Linked DNA regions of Homo sapiens: region 2 is linked to region 1. Evidence: chromatin loops called from intact Hi-C (ENCODE). Cell type or tissue: GM12878. All regions are shown on one strand. Links, peaks and the distances in the headings refer to the core of each region. The heading gives the core; the rest is flanking DNA.

The links. Hi-C counts contacts between places; a loop is a spot of excess contacts. Peaks named below come from ENCODE experiments on the same cell type or tissue, not always from the same donor. Only the 100,000 strongest peaks of a DNase experiment are listed, where the experiment ranks them.
Region 2: it touches region 1 in a loop (7-fold over the local background); 4 of 110 quality-filtered maps call a loop at or near these places.

The regions. Positions count from the first base shown.
Region 1 is chr11:103,918,515-103,935,140 of GRCh38, forward strand. PDGFD (platelet derived growth factor D) reads right to left here. Exons shown (of 7, transcript NM_025208.5): 6 at 8,398-8,612. Among named protein-coding and RNA genes, the nearest start is that of PDGFDDN, 20 kb to the left of the region's middle. In GM12878, for the core only: a CTCF peak has its summit at 9,213; no DNase peak of the experiment used is centred there; H3K4me3 peaks cover 443 bases; H3K27ac peaks cover 710 bases.
Region 2 is chr11:104,326,149-104,342,774 of GRCh38, forward strand. It overlaps LOC102723879 (a long non-coding RNA gene), which reads left to right. Exons shown (of 4, transcript XR_428991.3): 2 at 10,668-10,739; 3 at 12,905-12,996. Among named protein-coding and RNA genes, the nearest start is that of PDGFD, 170 kb to the left of the region's middle. RefSeq lists an enhancer at 12,034-13,233. In GM12878, for the core only: CTCF peaks have their summits at 6,161 and 8,014 (motif pointing left); no DNase peak of the experiment used is centred there.

The DNA.
Region 1 (16,626 bases), core at 7,128-11,127:
TTTGACGGCAAACAAAAGTGTGTGCTTTGGGATAAGAGCAAGAGCCTGGGCAGTTTTTCTAACTGGTCTTCTGATTGTTCAGGGATTTTCTCTGTGTTTTATATTAAGCAACGTGAGCACGGTATATATGTGTTTTGCTGATAAGAAGAGAAAAATGAATTGGCAGACACCTTTTCCCAGACAAGACAGGAGAGCACTATTTGAACAAAGTGGAAATTGGACTGCCTTACTGGATGATCACAGCACTGATGTTCAAAGCTTTCAGATCATGTAATAGTCTTAGGTTCAGGTACACAGCATTGAAAGAAGGAAGAAAGCAAGGCTGATTTGAGGGCATGTAGAAAAATGAAAAGCCTTTATCTGAGAAAGCAAACTGGCGGTTATAGGTTATCTGGTCACCTTTAAAGGGAAGGAACACTGAATTAATTATAGGAGCTGAAGGGCACTTGTTAATAGGTACCCTCACACAACACTTTCTTATTTTCTGAGCTATGATTCACAGCTGGAAGCACACAACCAGAAATAACAAATCCACTGGCGGGCAACCAGCATTTCTTAACACCTATGGGTGCAAATGGGGATCTTGACTCCTCTCCACTCTGGAAAACCACACAAAGCCAGGGAAACTTGACGTCTACTAAATGGAGTGTGACTGAGCCAATTGGTGGGTTTCATACCACCATACAAAATCAAAGATGCTCAGTTTTGCAAATTACCTCATCACAAAAGATATTTAACTACAGTTACTCACCTTGTTGCCAATAAACGTCTGAATAAATCTTCACCATAAAGCTATTTACACTAATAAAACAATACCAGGCAGAAAAGCTATCTGCTGAGTCTGGTTCTTGTTTATTGAGAATATAAAAAAAGGCTGTTAAGGCCTTGTAACAGTTCTCAAATTAATGGCTGACTTAGGAACACAAGTACGTATTTCAGGACAAATGCATTATATAAACCCAAATCATTAAGAGTTTAAGATTCTTCCTTTTTTTTTTTTTTTTTTTTTTTGAGATGGAGTTTCAGTCTTCTTGCCCAGGCTAGAGTGCAATGGTGTGATCCCGGGTCACTGCAACCTCCACCTCCCGGGTTCAAGTGATTCTCCTGCCTCAGCCTCCCAAGTAGCTGGGACTACAGGCACGTGCCACCACGCCTGGCTAATTTTTGTATTTTTAGTAGAGATGGGGTTTCCCCACGTTGGCCAGGCTGGTCTTGAACTCCTGACCTCAGGTGATCTGCCTGCCTCAGCCTCCCAAAATGCTGGGATTACAGGCATGAGCCACTGCGCCCGGTCTCTTCCTAACTTCTAAACCAGGCTGTTTTCAGCACACACAGTTTCTCAAGGAAAAAAAAAAGCTTCTCTTTTGATCTCTTTCATGCTTATAGCCTTTATAAAAAATGTACACAGAGTCAATATTTTTAAGGGATGCTAGTGAATTATTCTGAAACCTAAGTGACTACAAGCAAAAATATCTTGAGAAGGGATAACATATTATTTCCTCCCTGAGTAATTACTCAACCTGCAGGCAATAATCACAGCAGTGGCTGGCATTGTAACAGAAGGACTGATATCAAGTCCCAAGACACAGTACTCAGTTAAAAAGACATAAATGACAAACAGCTCAACAGTGTTATATTAAGAAGTTAAGCTTGAAGGTGACAAAAAGCTGGGTTATAGTGGGAGTTTATAACATGCTCATGAATTTTGAAAATGCAATCATGATATCTGTGCATATTTACTTCAAATAGATGCGTTCTGTGAGACTCTAGGGTTACTATGAGGTGTACTCAGTTGCAGTTTTAACTTTACAGAACTAAATAGTTAAATGATTTTGACAGCACCTTAGAGGATTATTGACTACATGTTCAGCCTACCAATTGCAGAAAACATAATGGAAAGCCTGGGTGGGCACTACATTTCAGAGCATGGCATTAGCATTGGGTATCACTCATGACACAGATGGGCCTTGTCTGCTTGGGGAGTACCTTGCCCCATGTGGCAAGTTTGCCGCTTTGGCAGGAAGGCCTGATGTGAAGCTAGATTGAGAAGGGAGAAGGTGTGCAGTTTGTAATACTTAAACAAGGAGTTCACTAACTTGTAAGTGAGTCATCAGGGAAGAAATGTAATCAGAACTGAGAAAGCCAGACCAGGCTCTCATCTAATTCCACCCACATCTGTCTTGTACTTTATAGTCTTCAGATGCCTTCATTCACCCAGTATCCCCAGGTGGTAAGAAGCACATGTGTTATCATTGCCATTGTCAAGATGAGTGAATTAACTTTTTTATAAGCAGTCTATAAACATTTACTGTTCTGGATCATATCTTTATTCTTTTTGCATTTACCTAGCATTTCAACCACCAATTTGTTTTTATTCCTTACACAATTTCATTAAGATTTTGGGGGCAGGATAAAGTGTAACAACAGATAATGAATATGATGTAATTTCAGGTTTGCCTGGGAACTCAAAATTGTAGGTTATTATGGGGATTAAGTGAGGAAACCTGAGGCCCTGGGAAGTTTTAAGTGGCTGGTCCTCAGTTGCCCCTCCATGTGGCAAAGCTGGAACCAGAACCCACATCTTTTCTAGTCCTGCAAGTTTTCTGCTCTATTGCCCTCTCTTGGTAGGAAAACATCACAGACCATGAGGCTTCACTTAAAGGTGGAGAAAGGACAAGAGGCAGAGAGACTCCACAAGTTCTAGCTATGAGGTTTCCAAAAAAATAACAGAAAAGAGATTTTCTTGACTTTTATTATGGTTAGGTATAATCATGACCCAAAAACTCCCTCCCTATTGCTAGAGAAGGAAAACTCCTTGCGCGAAATTTATTTTCTGTTTCTTTGGTCTCAATTTGAAAATTTAGGTACTTTTTTTTCAATAACAGACGTTTCAAACATGTAAAAACAAAGTACTATTCTTTTACCTCAAATCTGAAGGTCAACAGTGTATTACTCTAACCTCATATTTCATGTATAAATACAGATGCTCGTTGACTTATGATGGGGCTATATCCTGATAAACCCATTGGAGGTTAAAAATATTTTAAGTTGAAAATGCATTAATACCCCCCCATAAACCCACTGAAAAGTAAAAAAAAAAAAAATCTAAATCTAACCATCATTGAGGATAATCTGTACCAATTTATTAATACATCTCCTAACTCTTAAACTGTGATAAAATGCAAATGTTTAATACAAAATTCTACCTTAGAACAAGAAGAAGTCATTTTTTTTTCATTTTGTCTAGATGTCTAAGTGATTCTAGATGCTATAAATGTGCCAGAATCAGAGATAGGTATAGGCTTGTGCCATTCAACAAGGTAGTCACGGCCTTGTGTGGTAATTTAAATTTCAATTAGTTAAAACTAAATAAAATTAAAAATTTAGTTTCTATTTGTGCTACACACATTTCAAGTGCCCAACAGCCACATGTTGCTAGTGACTACCATATGGAACATTGCAAATATAGGTTATTCCTATCACTACAGGAAGATCTATTAGACAGTGCAGGTGGTTAGGTCAAGCATCCTGAGAAAATTATGAGAGGAAGAACAGAGGAAATTAACATCTATCTTTATCTCTTTGATGCTTCCTATGTTTTTGGCTGTTGACTAAATGGATACAGCCAGGGCACCAAATCATGAAAAACAGTTGAGTAATAATTTAATAGGTCACTATACTTTTAGGAAATATCCTCTTCCTTCATTATACACTATCAAGAGAAGAGAACTGAAATAATAGTTTCTTCTAATTGTCTACACAATACGTTTTTCTGGAATCCTCCCTTTAACAAAAATCACTACCCAAATTATCTTTTATATTCTATGATGGGGTTCAGGACACTGTACTCCCAAATGTTTTAAGCTGAAGGAATTTGAGAAAACAAGAAAAGCAGAAAGATCACTCTGACCTTCCCCTCACCCTCCATCCTGAAGGAAGTCATAAAACCTAGGATTTTCTGACCTTCCCATGTAGCAAGTCATAAGACCCTCATGCGAGAGGTGCCCCTGTTATACCCAGAAGAAAGAAGAATTCCCCCCCGCCTTTTTGTTTGAGATGTGGTCTTACTCTGTCACCCAGGCTAGAGTGCAGTTGCATGATCATGTTCTGCTGCAACCTTGAACTCCTGGGCTCAAGCAATTCTCCTGCCTCAGCCTCCCAAGTAGCTCAGACCACAGACACATCCTCCACACTTGGCTACTTAAAAATAATTCCTTTTTTTTATTATTTATTTATTTTTTTTTTAGAGATGGGGGGGTCTCGCTATGTTGACCCGGTTGATCTTGAACTCATAGCCTCAAGGGATCATCCCACCTTGGCCTCTCAAAGTGCTGAGATTACAGGCATGAGCCACTGCTCCTGGCCTAAGAATCCTTATCTCCAAAGACAAAGGTAGAACAAATAAGAATCTGAACAAACAGGCCTTGCTAATTTTCCCCAGTTTATTACCATTAGATCATACTCTGCCCTATCATATTTCTCCACAACTATCCACACTTTATCAAACTTACTGTAAAAAATTATCAGGTTGAACCACTTTTTTGGGTCTTCCTTACCAAGGCCTCTGTGTCACGTAAAACATATTCAATAAATGAGTACACTTTTCCTTTGTTATTCTGTCTTTTGTTATAGTGGCCTCAGCCATGAACCTAGGAAGGGTGGAAGAAAAGGTATTTTTCCTACTCTATATCTAGTATATTCCAAGAAGCATAGAATGATTGTTTAGAAAGAGGAAAAATACTTCAACAGGGTACCTACAAACTTTTGAGAGCAAGAAATAATAAAGACAGTCACATTTTACTGCACAGTGAAAACCGCTCAAAACCCTACAGGACAACTAATATGACCTGTGAAAAAAGCAATATTAGCTTCGTTAGAAGCTTTCCAGTTTCCCAGATTTAAATTCCTTAAGGTTGAGCACTGAAATATTTGTGGAGAATCACACAAGCCTGTTATGTGACAAGGTCTCATTACCCCCTTAAGGGTGCTCATCTTTCACAGAAACTCATTTCACATCTCATCAGTTGCAACCATGAGCTGGGGAAACTGGTTTCTCATTTCTCAGAGGTAAGAATACAGACACAGAATTCAGAATAAAGGACTAGAATTTTTCCCTAATGAGACTAGGCTCAAGCAACCCCCACTTCTGGAAATGGAATAAGCCTTTTGCTGTTTCCCACAGGGCACTTGACAGTGATAATTGTGACACATCTCAAAGGTATTTCAGGAGTCTCAGGGGCATATGACAGGAGTGTTTGTTCCAGGTAAGCAGTTACTGGCTGGTGATGGATGTTTATTTTTCCTTTCATCCAGCACTTGACAGAGTGATTTTATAGAGCTTTGCAGAGTTCTAGAAGTAAAAATATTAGGACACATGTCTTAAAGAGATGCTTTAGATACAGTTTCAAAGGATGCCAATGTTTCAAATCCACTCATGCGACTGAACAAAGAGATCAAGAGTTTTCCCCTCTACACATTAACTGAGAACAGAAATTTGCAAGTAATGGTTATTGTGTAGAGAGATAAGAAAGGAACTAAGAGGAGGAGGGTAGCCAGGCCTTCAGTGTTCTTCAAAACTAACTGGCTGGGAGGCAAGGGTCTTTGGGGGTCTATGGTTCACTCTGCTCTTCCCACAATAAGTAATTTTTTAAATCAAGCTAAAAATTCTATCTGAGCATAGAGTCAAGATAAAAATAAAGCACTCCACAAATACATCAAAGTCCTGACCTTGAATGTTCTTCCTCACAGTTACTACTAGGTAGAGACCTTGTCACTTCCTAGATTATTTTAACTATAACCTGATTACTGCATTCTGCATTTATCCTTGGGGTATGATTAAAGGTTATAAAATTCAGGTTCTTAGAAGTGAAGGACAACATCCAATCTAGAGTTCATCAGTTCATACAAAAATAAAACACAATGAACATAGATGATAGCATTCTCTAGATATGAGAACATTTTTTTTCCTTTGAAAACAGTGGGGTGGATCAAGCAATTCTTATGACTTAAGAAAATATGTTCCATGTAGGGCTAAAATAGTGTTTCCCTGTCTGAAGTAAGTATGGTCATGGTGGAACAATTTCCTACATTTTCCAAGTTGAAAATATCAATTATTACATACTCATTTTTGCTTAATCCAGAAGTTACCTCCTAACTTACTACGATTTTTGTGTTGTTTTCAGAATAGAAATCAAAACCAAAACACCACCACCACCACAAAAGCCTCCAAAAAACAGTTTTACAAAGCTGGAGATTTTGTTTAGAGAGAACTACCTATTCCTTTGTTGTGGTGGACACTTTTTAAAAATTATTATTATACTTTAAGTTGTGGGATACTTGTGCAGAACGTGCAGGTTTGTTACGTAGGTATACACGTGCCATGGTGGTTTGCTGCACCCTTTAACCCATCACCTACATTAGGTATTTCTCCTAATGCTATCCCTCCCCCAACCCCCAACCCACCGACAGCCCCCAGTGTGTGATGTTCCCTTCCCTGTGTCCCTGTGTTCAACTCTCACTTATGAGTGAGAACATGTGGTGGTTGGTTTTCTGTTCCTGTGTTAGTTTGCTGAGAATGATGGTTTCTAGCTTCATCCGTGTCTCTGCAAAGGACGTGAACTCATCCTTTTTTAAGGCTGCAAAGTATTCCATGGTGTATATGTGCCACATTTTCTTTATCCAGTCTATCACTGATGGGCATTTGGGTTGGTTCCAAGTCTTTGCTATTGTGAATAGTGCTGCAATAAACATATGTGTGCATGTGTCTTTATAGCAGAATGATCTATAATCATTTGGGTATATACCCAGTAATGGGATTGCTGTGGACACTGATGGAGAGCAACTCAAACAGTAATTCCTAACAATGATGTTTGCTTCATATTTTAGTTTATATTTTAAAACATATTTCTGCATGATGTTTAACATCTTGCAAAATATATTTCATATGCATTATTTTATTTGACCCTCAGAGCAACTCTGGAAGGGGTTATCTGATATATTAATTTTTCAGTCCTATTTAAATATGTGAAAACTGAGTCAAAACTTTAGTGACTTGCATGTGTTTCCACAATAATAAAGTAATTAGAGCTGCTGCCTATGTCACGGAAGAGCTCTAACTCCTCTTCAGTCTACTCTCTCTCTCTCTCTCTATGTGTGTGTGTCTGTGTATATATATATATATATATACACAGACACACACACACATATATATATATATATATATGTAATTTTTTTTTTGAGATGGAGTTTCTTTTACCCAGGCTGGAGTGCAATGGCGCGATCTCAGCTCACTGCAACCTCCGCCTCCCGGGTTCAAGTGATTCTCCCGCCTCAGCCTCCTGAGTAGCTGGGATTACAGGTGCCTGCCATCACGCCTGGCTAATTTTTGTATTTTTAGTAGAGACGGGGTTTTGCCATGTTGGCCACGCTGTTCTTGAACTCCTGACCTCAGGTGATCCACCCACCTCGGCCTCCCAAAGTGCTAGGATTACAGGCGTGAGCCACTGCGCCCGGCCTATCTTTTATGCTCAATAAAGTGCTATATATTACTAGTGATAAGAAAAACCATAGACCCTGGAACCAGTGGATTGGAGTTGGAGTCCTGGCTCTGTGATTTACTGACCAGGCCATGCTGGCCAACTTACTGATCCTCTTAGGGCTCAGTTTACTCACCTATAAAAAAAGAATAAAAATAGTGACATTTTTACAATATTGTTGATGGGGTGCTAAATGAGCTAATGATTACTTACAATAGTTTTTGTCAAGCAATAAATGCCATTGTTACTATTATTAAGGTTATTGTGCTCTTTAAGTTTTTGTTCCTCCTATATTCTTTTACTTTTGTCTATTTTTGCATAATCCAAGAGCTGATTCCCTGAGTAGCACTTAATAATAGTTAAAATAAACTGAGCATTTCCGGTTGAAACATACTTCATATTTAGAAAATAAAAAGATCTTTGACAATTTATATTTTGCTATCTTTATTGTGCCAAATTTATTAAATGATATAATTGAATTAAGGTTTTGCTTATGAGATTGTGCCGTCATATCCTGTAAATGAATAACATCATATTTCTCTTTTTTTCTGTCTTTCTGCAAGTAGGTCAAGCTCTGAAATTACTGTATCACATATTTGATTATATATTCTAACAATGTTGATGTTGATCCACATGGTGTATTGTTCAAATTAGAAAAAACAGTGCCTTCGTCAGGATAGGATTAACCTGTCATCAGGACACTTGGCTTGGCAAACCTAGTGTGGGTAGAATTTCTGCTCCTAATCAAACCCTGGCTGGGTGCCCTTGTGCAGTGAACAACCTGAACAACTGTATGCAATGGCCCTGTCTTCCTGAATCCTATAGATTAAGCATTGCAACAAGAAATCTAAGAATGACATACCTCATGATACTTTTTCACGGTTTTCCCTGAATTGCATGTGCAGGACCTCCAGTTGACAGTTCCACAGCCACAATTTCCTCCACAGCGCTGCACGAGGAGGCAACGTGGAAAGAAGACCACATTGGCCAACTTCAGCTCTTCTCTTATATTGACCGAGTAATTCCTGGGAGTGCAACTGTAACGCTTGGCATCATCATTGAGCCTATCCAGGTCAACTGTAAGCAAATACATGCACTGTGTAAGCAAACACAACAGTAAGCACAATTGCTCAGCATGTGTTTTGGGGAATAGAGTGGGAAGATTCTGTGAGGACAACTTTAATCCTGGGATTAAATCCATCCTCAGGCTCTCAATTACTGGGAACCTAAAGTAAAAGACCTAATTTCTCTCTTGATCCCATCTACCCTTTGAAAATAACAACAAAAACAAAACAAAACAAAAACCTTGGCTAAAATTCATGTCTTGGTTCAAATTTCCTTGCATCTTTTTTATGCAAAAAAAGTTCAGAGGAAAGAAAATGAAACATTTGGCAAATTAAAATAATTGCCTTTATCTTCAAAAAGACAAAATAAACTGCTTCTTCATTCTAAATAAATCCTGACTCTAAGCCATCACTTAAATATAATTTAAATTATATCTAGGACACATTAGAGACAACCACTGTATTATATTTACCTGGCAGTGAAATTTCACACATAAATGTAATAAAGAAAAGGGTTTTAGTTTTATTTTTAACTTCAAAGTTAATCAACATGTTAGAGAAAATGATTTTTTTGTGTGTGAATATGGTGCATATTTGTGCACTGGGTCCTAGATGGCAGTATAGCATAGTGGTTAAGTGCTTTGGAGCCGCAGTAAAGTTACAACTGCCTTCAATCACATCATGGCTATGTTTCCTTTTAGTTGGAAAGTTATTTAATGGCTCTGAACTTCTGCTTCCTCATCTATAACATGTAATCATTTGAAGAATTGAATGTAACGTGCCTGGCACTCAATGCCAGCTATTCTTACTAATCTTGATTCATCTGAATCTCCCCCTCTCACATTCTTTTCCTTTAAAGTCAAATGGACAAAATTTAAAAATATACTACGTCTTTCTCCCTCTTTATGTTTTCTTCTTTGGACATTATATAAATGATTATCAAGGGATATGGTCAGTGGGACTTCTATGAACTAAAAGCACCACAATATTTTCAAAGCTAAGTCATAAATATTTACTTGAATTCAATTCGCATTATTGTGTTACATAAATTAGATTTGATTTCGTGTTCTCCAAGTCCATCCAATTATCCATCCATTTGGCAGCCAAATCCTCTTATTGGTGCATACATACATGAGTATCTTCTCACAAGAACACAGTTAGAAGCAAGTCCTTTTGTCTGCACAGAACCCACCACCCTTTCCCAATGCACGCCCTTGTGTGCACCAGGCCACCACAGAAGGAATCCCATGAATGTTAGGCAGTTATCACCATGTTCATTCTAAACTCTAGCCCTGGTAAATGTCTTAGGCTTAAACTGAAACTGCTTAAGGAGAAGGAAGAAAAAAAGCCTTTGGGAGCAGAGGTCAAAAGTCAAGGACAGTGTCAGTAGAATGCATCTAAGGAAAATTGCAGGAACAAGTGTGGACCATGAGTCCACTAACCGCATCCCTGTTTGTCTTTTTATATCTACAACTGTGCTTTGATTCTCAAGGGCAGGGATTTATCCCCAATTGTCATACGCTGAGCCCAGGATACTGTGGGAACTAAATAAATGCCAAATAATCACTGTGCATAATTTATTGCTGTTTTTTTCTTCCTTTGTAAAGACATGTCATAACTTTAGCTATAATCAATCCAGATTTAAATTGAATGAACTCTGTCTTGGGAAAGGAACCATTTTATTGCTGCTAAAGCCCTGAAAATAACTGCAAGCAAAGCAGAAAGGATTACATAAATGGATTAAGAAGTGCAGCAATCATCCATTACAAGTGTCACCTTGAGATAAATACTGATGCTGGCCTGTGCATTCCTGGGCTTGTGAACAGGGCTGATGCAGAGGGCCAAATCTGCTGCTTGTGATAATGGGAAGATATTTGTCTAACACGGAGGACTAAAGAGGTACAATTAGCAGGAAGGGATCGTGATGTGTGAGAAGGCAGAGAGGGACAGGACGCAAGCGGCAACACTGAGTCTCTGCTTTCGTTCAGCCCTCTGCTGAACTATGTCATAACCTTACAGATATGACTACATTTAGTTGTTCCCCACCCATTTCAAGTGAGTATTATTTGCTAAGAGTTAACAGTAAATGGTAAAACTGGAATTGAAGCCTTTCCCCCTTTTGCTCCATAGTCTCTGTCACTTTAAGCAGAATAGAGGGATGGTCAGTAAGCCATTAGTTGAAGGAAGAAGACCAGTGTTATGAGGGCTGTACTGGACTTTCCTGTCTGATGTTGAACCAGGGTTGGGTGGTGAATGGCCACATCCTTATCTTCAGAAGACACCCAAGCCAAAGTACAGCATGCCTTCCCTATAGGAATTCCAATAAACTCCAAAGTGCCCTCCACAAACCAGGAGAAGGCATGTAAGCCTCATTCTATTTGAAACCAAACTCCTCACATTGTATAACTCTTTGACTAGCATTGGTTACTTTCATTTCTTACTCACCATGAGGAGATTCACAATTCTGTCAGTTTTATGCATCAATTCACTAATGTCACTAAGAACTGTGACCCAGTGTGACTGCTGTAGAATCCACCTGCCCTACATATCAGGCGATTGAAATCACCGAGGCACTCAATTTAGAATTAGAACTGAAAGGTTGTTCTGACTGGATGCAAATAACTTCAAAGCGTGATTGCAGACTTTCTGCAGGGGATATTGAGTTTCCAGTCAAAGAAGACTGATAAGCCAGTGCAGCAGAGCAGGGAGCCAGACAGAGGCTGAGCAGCAATTAAGGTTTCTGGTGCTTGGGTTAGAAGGAGAATTCTAGAGTGAGACTTCTGGGAGGGAGACAGGCCAAGTGGTGTCAACCGAGAGAGAGGGGCTGCCCTTTCTGTTCCTGCATCAGTCTCCATAGCTGAACATTCAGAGCATCAAGGGTGTTCCAAATTTAATTCAAGGGCCCGCTAATTTCAACTAACGTCCCTTATTTCATCCCAGTCTACATCATGGAATAATCCCTCTTTTTCTGTCATTCTGAATTTTAGTTTTGCTTTATCAAAGCTCTTTGACATCAATTAAGTTTTTTGGGCCTCATACAGGCAGTTTTCTGGAAAGGCTGGGAAGGCTCCCCTGTCCTCAAAAACTTCCTTTGGACATACTGGTAAAGTGTGGGGTGCTGCACAGTGCACAGGGGCGCACTTTTCCTTCTGCAGCCCTGCCTCTAGGTGCAGCCTAATCACAGAGGTGCTTTGAGATGTAATAAGAATGCTGGGATCTGAGCTCTAGAATGGGGATGTGAATGCACACCCTTTTATAGTTTCTAATATTAGGTGTGGGAGGAAGGAGAGTCAACCTGTTCTTTTTGATCCTGGCCATCTAGACTACTAAGTGCTGTGTTCATCATGAGTGCATGAAATACTCATAAATGCTATGAATTACATACAATCATTACTCTTACTTTTGCAGTTGAGGAAACTGAGCCTTTCAAAAGTTAAGAAAAAAAAAAAAAAAACTTGTCCACAGCCATACAACCAGTCAGTGGTAGAGCCAGAGTTTGAATCCAGGCCTCTTCATGCCTTTTGTACATTATGAGCCCAGTGTAAAGATTTGAAGGAGGGTTCAGAGAGCAGCTTCCACAAGCGATGCTGAAGTCTTCCCACCAGAGGACCACTTGCTGTGCAAATGACCTGGCTTCCTAGGTGCACCCATAGGCACTAACCTGTCATTTTCACAATGTCATTAATACACATACCCAAGCACGAGCAGCTGTGTATCCTCATCCACCTATTCAGTTCTGACTAATAAACCAGGCAGCTATTCAGAGTCTACTTTTGTCTTTGGTATTGTGATAAAACATTTCGTCCTTTTATCTGAACCGAGTGGACTTTGGCCAATGCACACTCTTCCTTTTGTCCTCATTTCTCCTTGAACCCTTTCTTGCCTCATCTAGGAGCTGAATGGATTGATAGCAATGATTTGTCCTCAGTGGGAACAAATGCCAGGATCCTAAAGATTCTAGTTTCTGTAGGACAGATAAAACCAATATAATATTTCACATACTTGGCAAGCACAACATGGGTGGTGATCAGCTTAAGATAAAAATTTAAAAATCTATTCCTTATTAAAGTGAAACATATTTATTATTTTATACAAGTTACCTGTTCTGGTGGACAGAAGTCCAAAATGTGCCTTACTGGGTCAAAATCAAGGTATGTAAAGGTAAGTCTGTTTTTGTGAATACAAAAATTCATTATGAAACAAAATAATCTCCTCACTTTGAACATGGGAAAGCACCTTTGTTCTCCACATGCACAATAATTTACTGCTTGTTTTGGTCAACAAGAGGATGGTTTCCTTGAGTCAGTCTCTAAACATTAAGTTATCAGTTGGCTTTCACTGTGCTGGCCATTCATCAATCTTTATTCTGATAGTAGAATCACATGCTTTTTTCTCTTGATCATCCACAGACTGTCAGAGAATCCAATTAAACTGCTGCATGTCCTTGAAGACAGTCAGTAATCTTTTTCTTTTCTTTTCTTTTCTTTTTTTGAGACAGAGTCTTGCTCTGCTGCCCAGGCTGGAGTGCAGTGGCATGATTTCAGCTCACCATAACTTCCGCCTCCCAGGTTTAAGCAATTCTCCCGCCTCAGCCTTCTGAGTAGCTGGGACTACAGGTGTGTGCCACATGCCCAGCTAATTTTTGTATTTTCATTAGAGATAGAGTTTCACCATGTTGGCACCAGTAATCATTTTATTGTTGTTACAAGGTCTAGCCTTTATAATGCTAAAGTTCTTTATAAACTCTTAGCAGGCATGCAGCAGCAGCCTACATACTAGTGCATATTTACCACATGGTGATGGCATGTGGAGAATGAGCACTCAAAGTAGGGCCATGATGTTTTTGAAAACCATGCTCTTGTTCTTCTGTTTTGCTTTCTCTGGCATCTCAGCTTGCTATATTATTTTAATCTTCTAGAGCTCAAGTCAAAAGGCATATTCACTCTACATCTCCTATGACTCCTTCTCTATGTACTCACCACACTTTTTCTGCCCTCTATTATAGCATTTACTTCATAGACCTTGTTTTGTTTTCTTTGCAGATAGTCCAACTTACAATGGTTCAACATGAGTTTTTTTTTTTTTACTTTTTGATGGTGCTTTCAGCTGTGTATGTTAATGGTGAGCACCCATAAAACCATTCTGTTTTTCACTTTCAGTAAAGTATTCAATAAATTATATGAGCTATTAAACCTCTATTATAAAATAGGCTTTGTGGTAGATAATACTGACCAACTATAGGCTGATATATGCGTTCTGAACATGTTTAAGGTAGGCTAGGCTTAGCTACGAAGTTCAGTAGGCTATGTGTATTGAATGTGGTTTGACTTAACTATATTTTCCAATTACAATGTGTTTATTGGGATGTAAACCCATCAAAAGTTAAGAAGCATCCATATTCAGGTGCTTCTCTTCTATTGAACTAAAAAAGTTGTTGGAGGTAGAGAGCTAATCATCTTTTTATCCCTTCTCTTCTAGTACTTTGTCCCTAATGTAAGGACCAAATGCAGCTCATTCAAGCTCACTTCTAAAACCATTTGACTTCAACGATTAGGAGCAAGGTGCTGCTGAAGGAAGCACAACATCGTCTTTGTGCCAGATTCCCTTTGCAAGAAATAGACACTCAATAATTACTACCTGAATGAATCAGATAAACCATGGATTTTTTCAGTTTAATTTTTTATCACAAAGGTGAAACAATTCCAACTATCTTTCAGGAATGCATAGAGTATTATTAATACTTTATATGTTGAATGTTTGGATCTTATCTCAAGACTAGTCTAGGATGTGGTGTAGTGCGAAAGTGTTAGGTTAGAATTAAGAAACTAGGATTTAGAACCATCTCTGCCAAGGATGAACCAAGATGCATGAGATGACTGGCACCAAGATCTGTGAAATATAGGAGTGGCACACATGGTAGAGCATGGTCTTGAGAAGACTGGTTCTCAGATGCAAACATCAAGGTGCTAAGGAACATTGCCTTTGTCAAATGGGAGACAGTGCCATAATCTGTTATGAAAAGTGCTAAACATTTCCCTTTAATGTTGCAGCACCAGGTTTATGATGCTTTGGGGTGGGGTGGGAGGTGAGGGGACTATAGGAATAATTGTATTATTTTTGTTAAACAACCAGGGGCTCTCAGCCTTTCTCAAGGTTCATAAGTTCACCAGGAGTCTTCATCCTTATGAATATTACAACCTCACTGTGATTTTCAGAATCCCTCTTCTATAAATCAGCACATAATTATGAAAACTGTTTTCACATTTCAATCCCAATGCAGAAGTGCAAATAAATCTGGAAAGGACAATTATTTTATAAGTTTTAATGAGGGACTATCAGGATACTTTAACTTAAAATTATGAAAGACACTGAATTTTGTGACTCCACATGTGGGTTTAACATCTAAAGAATAAAAACATTTACCACTTGTTTTTACACAAATTAACCTAAATCACAGCAAAAGATTCTTAATCAGACAATTCCTGATTTTCAAGGTTTAGAAGCATTGTGAAGCAACGAGTGAATGCAAACTTACTGAGCAACTACTATGTATCCAGCACTTTGTGAGATGCTTTCACAAAATCAAATTTCATTTAATTCTCACAGCAAACCCTCATCTTAGATATTACAATTCCCATTGGATGGATGTAGAAACTGAGTTGCAGAGGACTTAAGTGACTTGCCTAAAGCCACTGGACGTAAGTAGATATTCAGCACATATGTACTGGAAAATCAATGGATGACTGAATGAATATCTGGAAGGCACTGAATTAGCCATGAAAGCAGTAACACCATCATAAAGCCATTCTCTGAACCCTGGGAATTCATGACCTGGGGTGATGTATAAAGCATATCTATGAAATGAAAAATTTTTTAAAAAACAAGTTAGGAGATGAAGGTCTTAAAATTTCTTGTTCTCATTTACTAGACTATGAATCCCTGAGCTTTAAACACCATTGAGTTGCTCACAGCATGAGCTTTGCAGCCAACAAGGCCAAGTTCATGTCATGATTCTCTATTTTCTAGCTCTCACAGAAACTTTCTGAATTTTTTTCTTTTACTATGCAAAATGGGAATCACAGTAGCTCCTGCCAAGGAACTTGTTAAGATTAAATGAGTTTTGAGTGTTTGAAGCACAGGTCTAAATCCTACCTCTCAGTAGGTATGCCCACATTATTACTGAAGTGAGTAACACAGATCAAAGAAGGAAGTTTAAATCAGAAGCACCTAAAACTAGAAGGAGCTGAGATTCTGTAATTGGTGATTACTAAGGAATAGAAGGCCATGCCCACCTTGAACTAAATACAAAAAGCCAATGATCAGGTGTCTTCAGTTTGATTACATCAGACGTAACACTATCCTTTGCAAGTGTATTAGTCCATTCTCATACTGAGATAAAGAAACACCCAAGACTGGGTAGTTTATAAAGAAAAGAGGTTTAATGGCCTCACAGTTATGCATTGCCTGGGAGGCCTAAGGAAACTTACAATCATGGCAGAAGGCGAAGGAGAAGCAAAGGCACGTCTTACATGGTGGCAGGAGGGAGAGCATGTGTGCAAGTGTAGGGGAACTGCCCTTTATAAAATCATCAGATCTTGTGCCACTCACTCACTATCACAAGAATAGCATGGGGAAAACCATCCCCATGATTCAATTATCTCCATCTTGTTTCTCCCTTGACATGTGGGGATTATGGGGATTATGGGGATTGCAATTCAAGATGAGATTTGGGTGGGGACACAATGCATAACTATATTAGCAAGTAAAGACACTCAGTGAGTTGGATCTCTCAGCACCAGCAGGGCCTACAAGCATATATGCTCTAGGAGCAGTGTAGTGTCTCCTTAAGTCTAGTGGGGCATAAAGGAAAACAATCCCATAATAATTTTCCAATGCTTCACAGAAAAAAATTAGCACAGCAAACACAAGGAACACACATTTCTCTTTAACAAGAGTAATTGCAGTGGAAAATGCACATTTGTTCATCCGACGCTAAAAGTTACCTATGGCTTTCCACTGTCAACTGG
Region 2 (16,626 bases), core at 4,639-8,638, 410 kb after region 1:
GCCCTGGCTAGTACTTTGACTACAGCCTTGTGAGAACCCCTGAAAGCAACACCTGCATTCCTACCCATATAAACTGTGAGATAATTGTTATTTTAAGATGGTAAATTTTGACATAATTTGTTATGTGGATATAGATAATAGAGAAATACTAATCTCTCTCTCTCTCTCTCCTATGCATACATATAATGACTTGGAAGAATAATTAAATGGAATAAAGGGGACTAAGTAGGAAATGAAAGTTCCAGGGGGCAGACTTCAGGGGGTGGTGTTGCTATTTTGTATAGGATGATCAGGGAAGGCCACTACGATAAAGTGATATTTGAGCCAAGGCCTGAAGGAAGGAGGGGAAGTGGGCTATGTGCATTGCTGAGGAAAGATGTGCTAAGTTAAAGAAGGCCTCAAGTACTAATGCCCTGGGGAAGAGGGGTGTAAAGTTTAAGAAAAAGTAAGAAGTCCAGTGTAGGTAAGGCGGGGGTGGTTTTATAGGAGGTCAGAGAAGTCGCGAGGGGAAAGAATATAAGACTTCATAGGTCATGGTGAGGCCATTGGGTTTAATACTGAGTAAACTGTGTGTGTAATTTGACTGCTTTATAAAATATACTGTAGGAAGGCAGGGAAGGAAGCAGAGGCACTAGTTAGGAGGCCATTGTAATAATCTTAGTGATAAATCATTGGTGGGTTAGACCAGGGTGTTAGTAGTGTAGGTGGTAAGAAGTAAATATACTTTGAAAATAGAGAAGATGTGATTTATGAATGGATTAGATGCAGTGTAGAATAGAAAGACAGAAGTCATAAAGGACTCAGGATTCTGTCCTGAATATCTGTAAATGCAATTTTCATTTATCCTGATGGAAAAGACTCTTTAAAGAATAGGGTTTTTGTTGGGGGGGGCGGGGGGAGGAGGAGCAAAGTGGAGTAGGATACTGTGCAATCACTACTTCAGTTTTTTACCTACAGAGTATGAGTTGCTTCTCAGATATTCAAGTAAAGATGGCAAATAAATTTGGGGTATATGTGTTTGAAAATCAGAAAATCCAGGCTGAAGTTATAAATTTGAGAACTTGCTCAGAGATTAAATATGATTAATATAGTCACTTGATTAATTGATTGGACAATGTGGAGATCTTCGATGACTAAGATAAAAACTGATTTGTAGAGTAAGATAATGATAACAGAATTGGAATGGATCCAAAAGAGGATGAGAAGATAGGAAATGTAGAATTCAATACCCACTTCTCTTTCAAGGATACTTCTCATTTGCTGTATATGGGAATCAGGAAGAGGAGTGGTTGCTACCAGGAAAACAAAGTCAAAAATATGTTTTCTGTGTAATTTTAATTTTCAAGATAGAAGTAATACCAGTATGTTCATACATGGATGAGAATAATGCAATAGAGAGAGAATAAGAAATTGGATACACAGAAGAGAGGAGTGGAATTATTGGAGTGATCGTCTTGACTATGGGAGAAGTGATGTCTTAGACCCATTGCACACATATGGTACTTGGCATTGGATTGGAAAATGGAGTAGTGCTTATCAACAGGAGAAGGGGAAAATACAGGGGAATTATAAATGGTGGTGGTAGGTATGTGTTTATGGGGAACTTGTTAGATTTCTCTTTTGATTGTTAATATTTTCTCAGAAAAATAACAAACATGATTATCATCTGAGAGTGAGGCTGAGGGAGGAGATTTAGAAAGTGGTTGGAAGCCTGAGAAGGTATTTAGTTGTCATCTGGAGGGTGAAAAAGTGACTGGACAACCAGCATGATGACTAAAGGCCCATTTGGTATGCACCCAGTCTCATGCAGGGTTCATATTTGCAGTGAGACCAATCAGCATGATTATGTGTTTTTCTGCAATGTGTTTGCTGCCCTGGAGCAAACATGTATTAAATAGAGAGTTGGCTTTAACCAGAAGTTGGGCGTTTGCCACGTTAATTTAACAGAACAGAGAGGAACCTAAGCTGGATAAGAGCAGAAACGAGGACAGCAGGATGTGGGATAGTAAAGAAGAGAAGCATTAATGGATTTTAGATCTTTGTCAAAGACATAGTGTAGATGTGTTGGGGTGAGCAAGCTGGAGAGAGGGAAGATAGGATCTGGTGAGTGAGATGCATGAAACGTAGAGAATGAGGAGTAGGCTTAAGGCCAGAAACACAGCCAGGGCTTGGTGGTAGAGCCAGGAAGCCCCGTCTCCATGAAGTGTTCTGTGAGGAAGGATATGTACACACCAGTGTTCCCATGAGATGAACCTGATAGTAAAATGAATGACAATGTGAGTGGGGCAGAGGAATATGTATAAAGGACACTATGGCAGAAAGGCGTTTTTTTCTTTTTCTTTTGACAAAATGTTCATTAATGTACATTGAATTATACCTATCTCATCATCTGACGAAGATTCTTCCTTAATGGTTACTCTTGGAAAAATGCAAAGATAGATTTCTTTGTCTAGAGCACCTGCAGTTTGTCTCTCTTGTCAGTTGTTCAAGTATCTTTTGCCAGCTGGTGATGAGACAAAGAAAATAGCATCGCCTGGGTGTGCAATGACATCTCACATCTGCAGGCTGCATGTTCAACCCAATCAGTAGATTTACTCATTCTTGAGATGGTGCATTCTCTTATCAACTCTGACAGCAGCAGATTTACGCCATTATGCCAACAGATATTTTTGCAAAGCTGTGTAAATCAAGTCATATATTTTAATGCCCATGGGAAAGTATGATTAAAAGGAAACTTGAAATCTACCTTTCGGTTAAGTAAAAATATTACATTTGGCAAATGGTCATGCTGTGCTACAATTTATAACTTTAATTTTAACATCAGCATCTGAACATAATGTTAGAAAATCAGAGAGTGAGTAGAAAATTTAGATTACTTCTCTCCTGATTTCTCACCCTACAAAGATAAAAACGTCCCTTTCTATCTAATCTCAGAGTCTGGGAATTTTAGATATTCTTTATTTAAGGTCTTTTGGAGAAAAAGAACTTTTAATATTTTTATATCTGGCTTTCTGAAACAGAGGAGTAAACACATGGGGAAATACAGTCTTTTTCACAATCTAAGCTTACTCTATCCAAATTCAGGAGTATGCAGATTCAAATCATAAGGGATAGCTAGATTTTGGCTAAAGTAATACAACTTTTTAGTCTCTGAATATCAGTCAGTGTTAGGTCATTGAAGGTTCATAAATAATGGTTCTAACTTACTAAGGAATTTTGAAAAAGACTTTCCGTTTATCCTTTTAAAAATTATATTTAGGCCTCTATATGAAACAGTGGGCATAAGATAAAAAAGATCTTTAAAAATATGAAACATGATCTAGCTCTCCAAGGCAACAGAACATCTGGTGGGCTTCAGTGTGAAGGTTCCGATGTCCTGGAATGAAACTTGAGTGTGTACTGTTCTATGCCTCAGAACAGTAGTGAAGAATTACAAATAAAAAACTCTGTCAAGAAAGAGCTACAGGTTTCTTTAGCTCATAAATCCTCAAGAGTCAAGGGATGTAGTAGAAAATGAGAAAGAGCTGGAAGAAAAAAAGAGAAACTAGACTACTGTAGACATTCATGACCTAGTGATCAGGAAAGCCTCAGAGCTCTGGTTTTTTGTGTCAGGAAGAAAAGACAGCAAAACTACTAGTACTTGCTAAATACTGTAGTACCTTTAAGCTGCAGCAATCTATTGGCGCATGTTTCAGTTATATTGTATTTTTTACTGTTTCCTTCAGGAGGGAAATTCAGGAATTTCTTTCTCCTCAGACCAGATTCAGGAATTTATTATTCTTACCAAATTGAAAATGAATATGAGAAAAAAACTTGAATAACATAATAAAACTGAGTAAGTAGTTGAGATCTGAATGTGTAAAAGGAATCCATTTCTAGGGTAATGAGTGATTAAAAGCAGATATTTTGAAGGATGTTTCAAAAGAAACAAATCTTAGGGCAAATATTAATAAATAATCAAAGTTAAAAGAAGCTTTGATTCATTTTAGATGGAGATTGAAAAAATCTACAGTTACTGTTTTGAACCCTGGCTAATGGAAGACATCAATCCCAGTGCAGTCAGCTGGGTCAAAAGTAGCAAAGAAGAGATCAGTAGAACTTGAGCAATGCAATACAATTACCATTATTGCTATTATGACTATGACTGCTATCATTGCTAATGCCTACAGATACTTAAGTACTTATTATGAGCCAAGCATATCTAAATATTTTACATGCATTAATTATTTAAATGAAACAAGAATAGACTGTAACTTCATGAGGAGAGAGATTAAACCTTATTTAGCTTTGTAATAATGCTGTTAAGCATAGTACCTGTACATAGTAAGCACTGAATAAATGTTTTTAAACCAAACTAAGGAATAATTTAGGGTAAATTAAGGTTTGATTTATACTGCCTAAGGGCTTTCACAAGTCCTTTATTAAGGAGGAACAGGGTGGTATTAGAATATTAATACATACTATTAATTATGTCGTGTAATGTATATGTAATGCCTTTTATGGATAAATTACATCTATAGAAAAGTGCAATAGGATTAAAGCTAGAATTTTCCCTTTTGATAAAAGAACAAAAAATGAACATGTTATTTGTAAACTGATGTTTAGTAACCGGTGATAAACTTTAACTACTAGATTACATTACAAGCCTTTATCTTGAGTAGTCTTATGAAAATTAATCTCTTAACTATCTTTCCAACCTATATTCACATTGGTTTTCAAGATACTTTAAGTTATAATTTTTCTTCTTTTTTCAGACCTGTGTCTTATTTTGGGGCTACTTTTTTATTGAGGTGTAATTCACAAGGGGCTGCATTTTTTTGATAAGGCTTATAACTATGGCTGGATGTTTTGCTCTCGTCTTGTAAGAAGTGCCATTTTATTTTTGAGCCACTCCTAAAGTCATGTGGTCATTAACTTTGGAGGCTATTTTGCCTATGAGTGTTGATACAAATTAAAACCCAAGTAGACTTCATTGCATGTCACCCTATGAATGTTCACAATGGAAAAAATACCTTGTCTGTAGTATACTCTCATTCTTGCATTGAAAAGCTGAGGAAGAAACTTATTATTTACTTATTTATTTATTTATTTATTGATGTAAGTCAGAAAAACTTATAGCTAATGTGCCCAGTTTTCTGGTTGCCCTCAGCAGGTGAAGTGAACAAATAGTGTCAATTGAGATTGAAGAGATTATCTGAATCCTGGTTTTTGTAGATTTACAGTCTACATACAATATTAACTAAATCAAATAGCTTTTACGATTTCGCATGTTTACATAGCCTCCCTCCCAGCCCCTTCCATATCCATTAGTTATTGAACTTTCTAAACTGGCATTGAAAAATATTACAACAATGTTTTTGTTTTGTTTTGTTTTGTTTTGTTTTGTTTTGTTTTGAGATGGAGTCTCGCTCTGTTGCCCAGGCTGGAACGCAGTGGCAAGATCTCCACTCACTGCAATCTCCACCTCCCGGGTTCACGCCCTTCTACAACAATGTTTTGTTGCCCCAATTTTATAAACTTATGCAGTGCAATAAATGTTATTTGTCTGAGGCAAACCAAAGGTAAATTTCTCAAAGTTCTTGCTGCTTTCTTTAGCAGAATTTGATGTAGGATCTTTTATGGATTTGTAATAGATTAAAAACAAACAAACAAAAAAACACATTGCAATCCTTTTTTTCAAATCAAGTTTTTGGTCCAAATTGTGTAGGATAAGTTAAACTTGCATTCTATTAGCCAATATGAGTATATTTCTGTAAGCATAGTTACAATGAAATAAAGTTTTAAAAAGCAAAACAAACAAAAAAACATGCATACTGCATTTTCTCCATATGTGGAATTTGGAATAAAACTTGTATTTATTAATTTCCAAATTTAAGAATTGATTAAGATATTCTTTTGGGTGAATCTCATTGACAATGTTAATTATAAAATGGTAACAGAATGAGCAGCTTAACTTTTCACAGAAGTACATTTATTTCTGTATTACTAGAACTGGTCACATTTTCCAGCAGCAGGAAATTCAGCACTATCTTTTTGAGGGTCTTCTCCTTTTCTTCAGGGACTCAGAATCTTATTCAGACTATGAAGAACCAGGGTCTAACTACGTTCACATTACTGGCTCTTTCCTTGAGCAGAGGAGAGCTGTTGAAGCCTAGCGCCCCCTAGGCTGACAGATGATGCATGCCCATTGTTGTGCGGCTTTGCCGCTGGTCAAGCTTCCCTCCCAGGGACCAGTTGTTTCAGGGTAGATGAGCCCATCCTCTCACTTTAAGTGTGGCCAGATGTGTTGCATGCTTGATTTCCTAAAATTATAGTAATTCACACTCACTTATTTTAGTGTTGAATGCCACTTCTGGTCCCAAGAAAGCCATGTGAGCCTTGCCTCTATTATCTGCTACCTCTAAAATCCAGATACACTGTCTTCTGCTCCTCCTTAGGAATACACACAAGAAGTCATGTAGGTCTTTATTTTATACCCTGAAAATGCAAAGCCCTTGTAGTGGAACTATTCACTCGTTGGCTTGAAATACTTCAAGGATAAGTATTGTTGGGTTGGCGTGGGGTGGGTGTGTTATATATCTTTGTTTCTACTGGAAGCTGTCCTTGAAAAAATTAATGACTGATGGCCTACCTCTTTTTTTTTTTTTTTTTGACAACATCTTGCTCTGTCATCCAGGCTGAAATGCAGTGGTGTCATCATTTCAGCCCCCCGAGTGGCTGAGACTACAGTCATGTGCCATCATGCCCAGCTAATTTTTTAAAATATATTTTTTGTAGAGATAGGGTCTCACTGTGTTGCCCAGGCTGTTCTCAAACTACTGGAATCAAGTGAGCCTTCCTCCTCGGCCTCTCAAAGTGCTGGGATTATAGGTGTGAGCCACTACACCTGGCCTAATTTTCTACTTTTGACTAAATTGTGGTGTGGTTGTAAACTTCCAAGTACTAAAGAAAATGAAAGAAAAAGGAAACACTTTTTAAAGGAAAAAAAATTTTAAAGAAAAAAGGGGTACCTGCTATGGAATGGTTCCAGTCACAATGTTCCATAGAAGTTACGCCACAGGGGTGAATATATTCTCAGAAGATGTAGCTGAAAATTAGACCAGGGTTGGGATGTTGATCAAGATGACAAGGGAGGGTAAATATAGGTGGCTGCTCTTTCTTTATTTATGAAAAAAATGATTCTTATAACCTATGTGTAAAAATTCTGTGTTCTGTTAACCCATTAAGATATATGTTTTAGCTGTAAAATTCCAGGCAGTACAAGACTTATACACATCACATACAGAAATAAAAGATGATGGGCCAGGTGCGGTGGCTCATGCCTGTAATCCCAGCACTTTGGGAAGCTGAGGCAGGTGGATCACATGAGGTCAGGAGTTCGAGACCAGCCTGGCCAACATGGTGAAACCCCGTCTCTACTAAAAATACAAAATTAGCTGGGCATGGTGGTGCGTGCCTGTAGTCCCAGCTACCCGGGAGGCTGAGACAGAAGAATCATTGGAACCCAGGAGGCAGAGGTTGCAGTGAGCCAAGATTGTGCCACTGCGCTCCAACCTGGGTGACAGAGTGAGACTCCATCTCAAAGGAAAAGATGATGGTTAAAAAAAGAAAATCAGAATTCCCTGGAAGCCATCAGGGAAGTGCCAAAATGTATTTCCACCTTGACTGCCTTTGTGTTATACTTTGTCAACATCAGGTCACCTTGAAGTGGCTGTGAGCATATTGAGATCCAGCTACTGGAAGCTGAATTTGGAATACACTCAGGTTTGGTTTAGTTGAGGTATTTTAATGTGGTTAATACTGAATATCTACATTTAATTAAGTTATACTTAATGGACTTCTATTACCGGCCATGACAGAGTTACAAGGTGTATTCATCCATTCTCACATGTTTATAAAGATACTTCCCCAGACTGGATAGTATCTTAATTTATAAAGGAAAGAGGTTAGTTGACTCACAGTTCTGCATGGCTGAGGAGGCCTCTGGGAACTAACAATCATGGCGGAAGTGGAAGCAGGCAGGTCCCCCTGGTGGCAGGAGAGAGAAGCGAGTGAAGGAGGAACTTGCCAAACAATTATAAAACCACCAGATCTCATGAGAACTCACTATCATGAAAACAGCAGGGGGTAAACCTCTCCCATGATCCAATCACCTCCCACCAGGTTCCTCCCTCAACACATGGGGTTTACAATTCAAGATGAGATTTGGGTGGGGACGCAAGGCTAAACCATATCACAAAGACCAGACTTATCCTTCTGGCATAACCAAATAATAAGCCAGACAAAATATATCAAACAACAATTTTCAGAGACTGTACAACAGGCAGGATAATGATTCTTGATAGAAGGAAAAGAAACAAGGTAAGCACTACAATTACCAAGGTTAATACTGGGGAGAGTTTCCAGACTGCTGTACAAGGAGGGATAATGCAAATAAAGGTCAGCATTATGCCTGAGTGGAAAACAGCTCAGAGAGAACATAGGAAGAGAATTGGTAAGAGCTGCATAGGTAGGAGAGGACTTTGAGATCTGCAAAGTCTTCAGCTGAGTATCAATCAGCAAGTGTTAGATAAAGAGTAGTGACCACCCAAGGGTTGAGAAACAGCAACCTGAAAAATAAGTGGAACAATCCCTGGAGCTCACACAAGGACAGGAGTAGTTTGCGTTCCCATCACAAAGTGAAAACAAACAAAAAAAACTTTTAACATACAGGGCATTGAGTAGTGTAATTAAAAGGTCTCAGTAATGCAGCAAAATTAGCCTTGGGATAAAGGCTGTTGTGGTTTAGCCTAACAAGTTTTGAAAGAAATTCTTGAAAAATCAAAGGGTTTCCACATAACTTAATTGTATTCCATAACAAAACTACTCAAGAATATTTAAAGAAATACAGAAATTGTTCAGGATCCAATAAGGTAAAATTAATAATATCTGGCATCCAATTAAAAAATACTAGGCATGCAAAAAGATAGAAAAATATGTAAATAATACGGAAATCAAGAAATAACACAGATAAAATAATTAGTTGACAGGCATATTAAAACAATTATAAATATATTCCAGCTATTCAAGAAGTTAGAAGAAAACATGAATGTGTTAAAGAGAGTCCTGGATGATTTTTAAAACAGTCAACAGATTAGTGAGTGTCAAGGCTTAACAACTGATATGATTCAAATTAAAACAGAAAATCAGAAAAAAATAAAAAAGGACAATACCTCATTGAGCTGCAGGACAACCTCAAGCAGCCTAATGTATACCACTGAAGTCTGTGAAGAATAAGCCCAGAAGAAAATAGATGAAGAAATAATAGCTAAATAATTTATAAATTTGATTCACAGTATAATTTCACAGTAGGGCAAAGAAGCCTGAGCACAAGAAAAATGAAGGACATCATTAACAAATTACTCTAAACCAGTGACTAAGAGAAAATCCTAAAAGCAGTTAGAAGCAAGAAGGCATTGCATAGTGTATAGATATATACAAATAAGAATAATAATAAACACTCATACCAGAAGTGTAGAGGTGGCAGCAGGGAAAAAAGTTTTTGAAACATGTTCCAGATGCTGGCCTATGGAAAATTCTCCCAATCCTCAAATGGGTAAAATATAAGTGGAGTATGAACAATACAAACTAGAACTCATGCTGAAAGAGGGAGGGAAATAAAACCCTCTCAACCCAGAACTTTTTATCCAGTAAACATATCTTTTAAAAATAAAGGTAAAATAAAGACATTTTCAGAGATCCAAAGGTAATAGCAGCAGCAAATTTGCACTATGAGAAATGTTAAGAGAAATTCTTTAGGAAGAAAGAAAATATATCAGATGGAAATTTGCATCTACATACGAAAAATGAAGACCAGTAGAAATGGTAAATCTATTTGTTAATAGGTTTTCTGTTGTAGGAAGACCTTCCACCCTGATGCTACATCTGTTTTCATCACAAGAAAGTGAAGGGTCAGGCGCTGTATCAGGACATGAATATGTTGCATGACACTCGGTACCAGAAGTTTATAGGCAGTGGGAGACAAACTAGGATTAAACATTTGTGTGCTGGAAGCTGCCTAAGGAAATTTTTGCCAGTCATCAGATGTGTAAAATATAAGTGAAGAGTTTAATTTTCATTGACAACTACTAATACTAAAAATTTTCTACTTTGAGTCATGTACTTGACATAGAAGTATTAAAATTATAAATTTAACATGCTTTTTAATGGGCAGTTTTTAAAACACAATTCAGAATTATGTTTGTAGGGTACAAACTGGTAGCAATTTTCTAAATATCTGGTGTACCTTCATGTGAATCTGCTAATTTTATTTTTTCAATCACATTGAATTGCATCTTAGCATATTTGACACATTGACACTTTTTTTTTCTGATGAAATCTGGTACTTCTAGTCAATGGGAGCATGCAAATCACCATCAATAAACTTAAATTATCTGAAGAAGCAAGAGTTCTAGTAAGAAAACTACACATACTCATCAATAAATCAATGTATGTAGTGTAAGAGTAATTTGATTACGTATTGTATAATTCAATACAACATAGAAGGAACTTAAAATGCTTTTGAATTACTCTCATGTAAGCCTTAATTTCATATTAACTTTCTAAATTATCAATAATTGAAAACAAACTAGAGAAAACCCTGAATTATCTTTCTACTTTCCCTGTAGAAAATGTTACAATGTCATTGCTACATGAAGAGAAGATCAAGAGAATTCAGCCAGAAGACTGTAGAAACAAAGGTATATTATGAAAAGTAATCAGGCAATTAATACAAATACTATGTTATTTCCTAATATGTATGATGATATATCTGTTGGCTTTTAAAAATCAGTAATTTATTTTCTTTTCTAAATGTACATTTATGTTTATACTTCATTTTTTGTGATTTTATTTATTTTTTCTAAAACTCCACTGCAACTGGAAAATCAGCCCCACAAAACCTGAATCTTTGTATTATGGTGCAGGGCTGGAAGACATTAAGCTTTGGTACTGTGTATCCCTAGATGTTTTTAAATGCAGACTTTATTTCATATTTTGCTCTCAATGGGGGTTTTATTTTTTCTGTTCTTTAGGTAATTAAATTGGGGACACTATCACGTAACCTATATCCAAAAGAAAGGTAGAGAAGGAAATAATTATCTGGTACAGAAAGAAAAAATGAATCAGTTAGAGATGCTGAGTCTTATTTGACTGAATAGTAATTATTGAATGATCTGATTTAATGCCTACATACTCAGGAACAAAAGCAGAAATCTGTGACCCAATGTCTATTTTTATTTCCCCGCCAGTCATGAATCATGCTGTCCTTGGATAACCCGGTGTCACCCAGAATCTCTGTATCCCTTGGAAATGTAGACTTTCTCCAACCGCCTCTCCCTCCTTGGTGGCTTCTCTGCCTGGACAGACTTGTCTTTGTATTAGTAGTGTCACTTTACCTCCTACTACTCAGGAACAGACCAGCCAGTCCCATGACAAATTTCCACAAAATGCCATGTATCTTGTAAATTTAATGAATCACTTTGGGAAAAGGTGGGACACAGAGAGCTTAATGTAAAAAAACCCATTTTTTTGGTCAGAGTGCTGAAAAAAATAGAACTTCTTTAACAGGTTCTGAGTAGAAACATAGCTCAATGAAGAAATAAAAGCACCTACTGTTTGAAAGTCCTGCTGTTAAAGTCTTACTTTTCTTCATTACACCGGGCATAGTGGGAAGAAATCTGCTTCTGTTTCACTCAGGGATATTGTTCTGGAATCACAGCTTTTCAGACAGGCTTCCTGTGGATTACCATGAGGCTAGCCCTAAATGTTTATAAGGGACTCCCTTGCCTATTTCTCCCCTTGTATCCATCTTCATTGTGATTTCCTCCTAGGTCATAATTTGGCTCAAGGTCCTGATTAGTTTCAAGTGGGTAAAATGACCTATTATCAGATATGAATCGAGGGGAAACAGAAGAAGGGCCTGTTTGGTTGGCTCTGCAGTTCAGAGCAATGGAAGACTTTCTTTCTGTGGTATCCAGGAGTTTGGCAGTGACTTGGGGAAGTAATTGGGTGGGAGAAAGTAAAATTTTTGCTGGGCTGAGGTAATAACTTCCAAAAAGAAAAAACTGTACAATTTGATGGTGATACTTTTCTACCTTCCACAAACACAATAAGCACTCTAAAATGTTGACTTTTATCTTTTTCTGTGTAAAAATATTGTGTGTGAAAATGTTTGTGGTTATGATGTAACATAGAAAGAAGGTACAACAGGACTTGTCCAGGGCTTGCCTTTCTCATCGAGTTTGGGACAAGTCTAAACTCCTGAAATGTACTATGTCTGAACCAAACTAACATATTAGTGGGTAAGTGCCATTTCTCATCCTAATACTTTCTGATAAGCCACTTCTAAGGACCCAAAGAGAGCATATTTCAGGAGTTGAGAGCATATTTCAGGAGTTGAAGCTATTGCACAGGGCATGTTCTGTGATATATAAGTTGTGCATGCATTCCTCGTTTAAATAAAAAAGTACAGGCTGGGTGCAGTGGCTCACACCTGTAATCCTAGCACTTTGGGAGGCTGAGGTGGGTGGACCACGAGGTCAGGAGATCGAGACCATCCTGACTAACTTGGTGAAACCCCATCTCTACTAAAAATACAAAAAAAAAAAAAAATTACCCGGGCATCGTGGCAGGCGTCTGTAGTCCTAGCTACTCGGGAGGCTGAGGCAGGAGAATGGCATGAACCCAGGAGGCGGAGGTTGCAGTGAGCTGAGATCATGCCATTGCACTCCAGCCTGGGCAACTGAGCAAGACTCTGTCTCAAAAATAAATAAATAAATAAAAATAAAATAAAAATGAAAAGTACATTTACAGAGTAGACTAGTAATAATGATGTTCTTTTTTGTTTCTGTTTTGATTTTATCAGATATAACAGTTTTGGATTATTGCTTGCTCTTGAAATGTGTTGTTTCAAAGGAACACATTATTTTGGACATGCAATCAGATGAAACATTAAAGGTGAGAGGTGAACCCGGCTGGGCTTCTGGGTCGCTGGGGAACTTGGAGAACTTTTTTGTCTGGCTAAAGGATTGTAAACATACCAATCAGCCCTCTGTGTCTAGCTAAACATTTATAAATGCACCAATTAGCACTCTGTAAAAATGCACCAATCAGCGTGCTGTGTCTAGCTAAAGGTTTGTAAACACACCAATCAGCACTCTGTAAAAACGGACCAATCAGCACTCTGTAAAATAGACCAATCAGTGCTCTGTAAAACAGACCAATCAGCAGGATGTGGATGGGGCCAAATAAGGGAATAAAAGCTGGCCACCTGAATCAGCAGCGCATCTCCCTTGGGTAGTCTTTCAGGGTGTGGCGGTTTTGTTCTTTCGTTTTTCATAATAAATCTTGCTGCTGCTCACTCTTTGGATCTGCACTACCTTTATGAGCTGTAACACTCACTGCTAGGGTCTGTAGCTTCATTACTGAAGTCAGTGAGACCACAAACCCACCCGGGAGGAACAGACAACTCCAGAGGCGCCACCTTTAAGAGCTGTAACACTCACTGTGAAGGTCTGCGGCCTCACTCCTGAAGTCAGCCAGACCACGAACCCACCAGGAGGAACAGACAACTCCAGATGTGCCACCTTTAAGAGCTGTAACACTCACTGCGAAGGTCTGCGGCTTTACTCCTGAAGTCAAGCGAGACCACAAACCCACCGGAAGGAAGAAATGCGGGACACATCTGAACATCTGAAGGAACAAACTCTGGGACACATCGTCTTGAACTGTAACACTCACCACGAGGGTCCATGGCTTCATTCTTGAAGTCAGCGAGGCCAAGAACCCACCGGAAGGATCCAATTCCGGACACAAAGGGATGATGATTGTATTTTGTATTTTGTTTATCTGGAGCCAGCAGTTTATGTAGGTGGAATCATACAGCTGAATAGATTAATTTGCTTATCATTTATGTAAGTAGGATCATTTTTTCAAACAACTTCTGATGTTCATTATTAACTGAGTGTCATTTAGGGAATAAAGCAGCCCTTGGTCAGGTGAAAAAAGAACCAGGAGAAAAGACAATTCTCATGTGGTTTATGTGAATTTCTAGTTCTTATATTAGTAAATCAATTTATTTAGTGTGGTTTTAAATTAACATTGTATCACATTTACTACATACTCTCCTCTTGACCCCTCCCATCTCAACCTACATGGATTGAATAGTACAGGGGTGTCTGACTTGGGTTACTCAACCTATGGACGTGGATACCTATATCATAGATGTGATTTTTAAGGAAGAGAAGCAGTCTTGTTTACCAAAAATTTTCTTCATCATCTGCTTACCTTGGTGCCAGAAATTACTGAAATGATGTAGGAGGTTTGAACATATATTTATTTCAAAGGAAAATATCCACTATTAGCAGTTTATTAGAATAGCCAGAAGAAACTAGAATGACTGTATACATTCAAAACTCAGTATCTTACCTCTGTGTATTAAGGAGGAGATTGGGACAGATTCTCTGCTTTTAAAAAGGTCATGATTTAGTCTCTAGATCCAACCTTACACACACGTGGGCTCTTTCTCCTGATTAAATTCCTTTCTATCAGTACTGTCTGTCTTTGGCTTTCATTACCCTAATCCATCTGACTTTGGCTCCTGCCTTGGCTCAGTTTTGCCAAATAAATCTAATTTCCTCTGTCCTGAAAGTCAATTCTCCAAGAGCATTTTAACTTGTTCTCTGGCCTTGGTTTTGATGACTTGTCTTTCTTTTCTGCAATCTCACGGAGAAAAAAAAAATAAAAACTATAGCAAGGACCATTTTATTTCACACTTTCTGGAGTTTTACAGGATTGCTAAGGCCATGAGAAGTGGAAGGAGAAATAGTGATTCAGAAGTAGGGAAAATGCATGGTTTGAGGAGCAATATTGGCACATAGAGAAAGAGTATTAATCCTATCTATCTCCCAACCAGGTTGGGAATAACTTCACAGTGTGGCTGATGACCTATACAGGCATATGTAATGTCTTGGGAGCAACAGGTTGGGAGGTAGATAGGAATCCAGGACACATTTTGTTAATTTTGATTGTTACCAGGTACAAACCCACTGCTAAGTGGATATGAACCTGCACAATAACAACTCTTCCATGTGTTAAGCTGATAGCAAATGGACATGCTGCTCATGTCTAGGAGATTACCAGAGGGTTCACCAAAGATTTCTAACCAGTAGATTAAACCTGCAGGTAAATCATGCAGCTTCACCTGGACTACTTGTAAGTCAGTCACCAGCATAGGTGACCAATTCAACTTTACTGAGATGCTCTAACCTTTCTCAGGTCACTCCTCCCTCACTGGTGGCTCTGGGCTTTGGGAGGCTTTGCCATGTATCCAGAGTCTTTATAATTTTGAAGCAAGTATGAGAGTCTTCTTGTTCTCTCCTTGTCTCAGCTCAAGTCTTTTCACTTTTGTGAGGGCCTTGACCTTGTTTTAGGTACAATTAGGAGCTTTCTCCTGTTTGTTCCCAAGACATTATATATGCCTGTATAGGTCTCCAGCCACACTGTGCAGTTCGTCTTTGTTTACATAAGGGGCCCCACTCCCACCACACTACAGAATGCTTTATTCATCTCTGTACCCCCAAATCCTGCCTGGCCCAATAGCCTGGTGAAATGCAAGTGCTCAATAATATGTACTGATTAAATTATTTACAACAGTGATCTGGGTTTGTATATTTTCCCAAAGCTTTTACGGTAAACATGTAACTTACTTAGTTGTACTGCTTTTCTTTAAAAATGTTTTATATTAAAATGTGGAGGTGACTAAAATTGGCTTCAAAACACATTTTAATTCCTGTCTCATGTTTGGAACTTGATACTACAGTGCTGCTTCTTTGTTGGTGTTCGTTTTCATAGTAGAGAAAGCTTACCTCAGAAACTAAAGAGAAACTCATGGAGTAACACCTTATCTTTTGGAATTATTCATCAGAATATTCTGAAAAAAATTTTACATCTACACTATAACTTTTTCAACTACAATCATAATCATTGTTAGTTGTATGAACAAATGATGGGAAGAGAAAGCAACTTTTTTTATTGATTTCTGCAGTTAACTTTATGATTTTCATGTGACAAGGTATGTTATTTTGACTTAGTTTAGAATGGGAACTGCATCTATTCTTTAGCTTCCTGAATACAGTCACCTTTTGGTTATAATTCTGATTGCTCTGGGCTTTATCACACTTAAAAATGGAGTTTGCAATTAATGCCTTAAATATAGTTATACTAATAGAGATTAACTAAACAAAATAAGGATCCTGAGCAGCTGCCTGAACTTGCATGCTTTACAATGGCAAATTCTTCTAAGTTATTGTATTGATTTAATTTGCATTCAAATTGCTCAGGATTTTGCTGGTGTATTTTCACTTGAATGATTTGCTATCAAGTGAGGAATGAATAAGTGACACGTACAGACTCAAATGTAGAGTTTAATTTTAAAATTTCTACAGGTTTTAATTGAGCCGTATTAATAACAAAATAAAAAAATACAGGAGCAAGTGGGAGTTTAGCATTACTTCTTAAATAAATCCTAGAAAATGTCATGGCTTGGGATTTGTTTTATGAAGTTAATTTTATTTAGCATAAGGACTC